Linked DNA regions of Homo sapiens: region 2 is linked to region 1. Evidence: chromatin loops called from intact Hi-C (ENCODE). Cell type or tissue: heart right ventricle. All regions are shown on one strand.

Region 1 (2,500 bases):
AGTAAGGGCATGTAAATATGCACGTGCACACATGCATGCACATACACACGCATATTTTGTTTCCCTCTCTCTCCTTATGCCAATGGCATATTTTAGTCACCCTTCTGATTTCAAAAATTAAAACACACACACACACACACACACACACACAAACATATATTTTGTTTTCTTTTTTTTTTTCTGAGATAGAGTCTTGCTCTGTCATCCAGGCTGGAGTGTAGTGGCGTGATCTCTGCTCACTGCAACCTCCACCTTTCTTGTTCAAGTGATTTTCCTGGCTTAGCCTCCTGAGTAGCTGGGACTACAGGCGTATGCCCCACGCCTGGCTAATTTTTGTATTTTTAGCGGAGACGGGATTCCACCATGTTGGCCTGGCTGGTCTCGAACTCCTGACCTCAGGTGATCTGCCTGCCTTGGCCTCCCAAAGTGCTGGGATTACAGATGTAATCTGTAATTGTTAATGCCCGGCCTTAACAATATATTTCTGATATCATTTTATATGAGTATTTGAAGAGCTTGTTCATTCTTTTATCATGGTAAAATGCATATTAATGGTTGGGTTTCCTATCAGAATAACAAAAAATCATTTTATTTGTTATGGTATTTAATATTTGGTGCTATAATGAAGATCCCCAAATTCAAGTGACTAGATGTAGTAAAAGCTTATTTCTTGCTTCTGAAAAGTCTAGTGGGTGTTTGAATGACCCTCTAATCAGTGGCTTAGGGACACAGACTCATTCTGATTAGTGACTTCTCTTTAAATCCCACTGGATCCTTGGCATCAAGCCAGCCAGTGAGTAGAGCCTGTGGAGAAGACATATTGCTCATACCTACCTCAGTGCATATGTGGCATACTTCATTTTACTCCCACTCTCTTGACCAGAACTCATTCATATATCCTCACTTAACTGCACAGGAAGCTGCAAGTAGAGTCATCCTTATGCCCAGGAAATTGAAGTGGATATTGGTGAGCCCTAGCAGTCTCTAACACATTCATGTATATGGTCATAAACTATATGCTATGAAGTCTGTGTCGAAATGTTTCTTTACCCTACCTCTAAACTGAATTGGGCAAAACTGAAAATGTTTGAACCTGATGCCTTCTGGACATAGATAACCTATAGAAGTCTAAATGTAATCTTGAGTTACTACTTATACTATGTATATTTATTGAAATTTTTGTAGTTTTTATAATTTGAATTACAAAATAAATTACAAAATAAATTTTGTAATTTGAAAATGAAATATGTAAACAGTTTATTTGTATATGTGTAGAGTTGAAATATATTTTCCTCCCCTCATTTTCAGCCTCTGCATAAGAGCCTAGATCCAAGCAACCTGGAACATCTCATAACACCATTGGTTACTATTGGTCATATTGCTCTCCTTGCACCTGATCAATTTGCTGCTCCTTTGAAATCTTTGGTAGCTACTTTCATTGTGAAAGATCTTCTCATGAATGATCGGGTAATTTATATTTTTTAGATTCATGTTCTTTGTAATGTTAACTTTTGCAATTTTATCCAACAAGGAAAGAAGTGAAATGATATCAATAATACTTCCATTTGACTGCCTTGATTTTAGGTTTTCCTGTTTAAAAAAAATAAGCCTTGTCTCCATTATAAGCAAAACCATCTTGAAACATCTTTTTAGTTGAGAATAGGCATATGACCTCAAATACATTCCTTGATAAATATAAAATATAACCTGATGCTATCTATTTCAGATTTACAGGGGTTTAATTTTTGACAGGACATCTATTTTTAAAAATATGCAGATTGGTAAACCAGCTCATAGTATGGTTGTCATGATTATAGTTTTACCTTTTTCTATATAAACTTGTTCTTTTCCCTACATTGGGAGAGAACGAAAAAACATTGGGAGAGGAAATAATGATTTTGTTAGTCTCCAGTTATTTTGTATCTGCTGTGACAGCACTGTACTAGGTTCTCTGGAGAATTAAAAGAAACATGAGATAAAGTTTTTCCTCCAAAAAGTAAACATAATATAAGTAGTGATATCTGGGTTAATCTGCCACCTGATTTTTTGTTTTCAGTTTGTCCTGTCAGTTGTGTATTTTTCTCTTTTCTTATTTTTGATTAAATATTTTTATTTCATTTTACCAGTCTGTTTTACATTTTGCTATTATTTTAGTAGTTTTCCTAGAAATTACAACATGGACTTTGGACTTATTAAAGGCCAGTGTCAGTTGGTCTGCTTTGAACTTTCAGTATAGCACAAGGAACTTCAAAATACTTTAATTCCTTTTATTCCTTGGTGCTTTTTTGTGCTCTTGTTCACCCAGTTCTATTACTGCTGTTATTTTATGCAGTTAATGTTTATTTAGATTTGCCAACATATTTTCTCCTTTTGTTTTTCATTCCTTTCTATGTAATGATTTTCTTTCTATCTAAAGAACTACTTTAGTACTTTTTTTTTAGTTTGGATTTCCACTAATGAATTTTCTCAGTTTTTGTTTGTCTGGAAAGATCTTTATTTT
Region 2 (2,500 bases), 800 kb after region 1:
TTATTACATCTGGTAAGTAAGTGGATTTATGCTTATATAAACTGAAAAAGGCTAGGAAGTACATGGTAAGATCACATGCAAATTTAAACCAAAGCCTTTGCTTACAATTTCCTTGTATTTGATGTCAATAAAACTTTCAAACACCTGAGCACCTCTTCCATGGAGACTTCCCCAGCCACTCTGATCATGACTGTGAGGACTGGATATAAAGCTCTAGGCACATGTTCAGCCCTTAACAAATGCTGAGTGTTAATTATGCTCTTCTCTGCTCTCACAGCACACATCATCAGAAGGTGTTTTCCATTACATGAATGTGTCTCTTTTCTTCAATTACTCTCAAAGTTCCTAGAAATGAAGGACATATCTTATACTTACTTTATGTTCATCAGAATTCTGGTCAGAACGTTGTGCTTAGGACTTTTCAAAAGTAACTGACAACTGATCAATAAGTAGAGATAAGTGGAGTGATGGTATCACAATAGGAATGCTCTGGGGCAAGCAAGGAAAGCCTACTAGCAACCCTGAAATCACTCTTTTTGTTAGCTGGGTGTACTTTTCACTTTTTCTATACTCTCAGATTTCTCATCAATAGAATGTCTATTTTATGTCCTAGAGTCTCCTACCATAAAATACTAGGCCTTTACAAATTATATTATTTTGAGTTATCAGACTTTTAGAGTATCTTCTTTGGAATGGTATTCAAGCTCAGGGAGAGCCACATGAACTAACTGGATGATGCATTGCTCTGTGTAAAGTTTCCTCTAAGCAGTTTAAGAATGTTATGCACCAGACAGGGAAAATAGTTGAAGAAGTAGGACAGAAAGAAGTGTGTATTTTCTGTCTGGTTTTAAATGTAATTCAACAGGTAGACATTGGATTTCAACATTTTTAAAAAGGTCTCTTGTTTATCCTTGTTTTAAAGATATTTGAAACTACATGCTGTTTTTTCATACATGTATTTTGTGATCATGTACTATGTTAAGCAGGAGAAAAGGAACCTTTTCTAATGTATTTTTTTATATATAGAATACACTGTTGAAACACTATTAAAATGATTATAGAACATTTCAGTGGCCTTTGGATATATTTAAATTCTTCTAAGTGTCTAGTATAAGCACTATGAGATTAAGGACTGGGCCTGTTTTAACATTATTTTATAAAAACTTATTTTCCTTTTATTATTCAAGTTATGGTTATCTACCATCCAAACTATTCATGACAAATGAAACACTAACCCCAAAGAGGGAAAGCAGAACAAATTAAAATGTACCATTTTCTTGATGAAAGAAGATGTTATGTCCAAATTCTGGACATAATAAAAGGAGAACCGGGCCGTTTGTGGCTCACGCCTGTAATCCTAACACTTTAGGAGGCTGAGGCGGGCGGATCACCTGAGGTCAGGAGTTCGAGAACAGCCTGGCCAACATGGTGAAACTCATCTCTATTAAAAATACAAAAATTAGCCTGGTGTGGTTGTGCATGCCTGTAATCTCAGCTACTCAGGAGGCTGAGGCTGGAAAATCGCTTGAACCCAGGAGACAGAGGCTGCAGTGAGCCGAGATCATGCCATTGTGCTCCAGTCTGGATGACAAGAGCGAAACTCTGTCTCAAAAAGAAAAAAAAAGGAGAACCAAATGGGTTTTCTTCATTACATAAATCTGAATACGACTGGCCAAAAATAAAAGCAAAAGTGAAAAAAGCACTGACTGGAAATTTTAGCCCCAAGTCTTCCTTTAAACTTAATATTGATGATTTCAAAGTTTAGAAGAGTTACATACAAATATTCTTGAACTATAACAATTTCAAATTGATACAATTAAGTAAAATATATTTTGTATTTTAAGTTTTACCACAGAGAATCAAAGGCAATCAATTAAAGATAAAATTGTATTTTAGTAACTTAAAAATACAACTTCCAGGAGCAGATGAGAAAGAAAAACATCAATTAATTGTTTTGATTTTCAAAATAACTTAATTATATTAATTAGAGATATAACAAAGGCCTGCTCCAAAGGAGGAGAAAGTTCTTAGAACATATTGGTTGTTTTGCACCAAGGTCAACTTTATTTTGAACATAAAAAACTTACATTCTTTCTCTTACCACAAAAGCTGAAGTAAATATGTTCTAGCCCTCAAATGTGACTATTGGTGTTTTGGGGATAAAGGGAACTTTGCCCCCTTATTGATGGCTTCTTGTTTCTTTACAATAATCCCATTCAGGGAAATAAAAGGCACATTTGTTTTACTGATTCCATCTAAGCATATTATACAAGGCGAGATGGCAGTCCGAAAATCTATACTTAAATTATTGGAATGGAAGAGGACTGAGTGATCCCTTATAGAACACACAGAGGTCAGGCTTACACCCCAGTTGGTCCTCATCATGATCTGGAATAAGAGCATCAGTGATTTGGGGGACATGAATAGAGCTGGGTTATGGGAAAGCTACTCTAGATGTGACATTCCATTTTCCGTGTGTGCATGTAAATAAATTAAATAT

Evidence for each region. Peaks named below come from ENCODE experiments on the same cell type or tissue, not always from the same donor. Only the 100,000 strongest peaks of a DNase experiment are listed, where the experiment ranks them.
Region 2: a loop joins it to region 1, with 4 times the contacts of the local background. A loop is called at or near these places in 7 of 110 quality-filtered maps.

What each region holds. Positions count from the first base shown.
Region 1 is chr13:32,733,864-32,736,363 of GRCh38, forward strand. PDS5B (PDS5 cohesin associated factor B) reads left to right here. Exons shown (of 35, transcript NM_015032.4): 21 at 1,309-1,467. Among named protein-coding and RNA genes, the nearest start is that of PDS5B, 150 kb to the left of the region's middle. In heart right ventricle, no CTCF peak of the experiment used is centred here; no DNase peak of the experiment used is centred here; H3K27ac peaks cover 428 bases.
Region 2 is chr13:33,533,607-33,536,106 of GRCh38, forward strand. It overlaps a transcript of STARD13 not described here. Among named protein-coding and RNA genes, the nearest start is that of LINC02344, 200 kb to the left of the region's middle. In heart right ventricle, no CTCF peak of the experiment used is centred here; no DNase peak of the experiment used is centred here.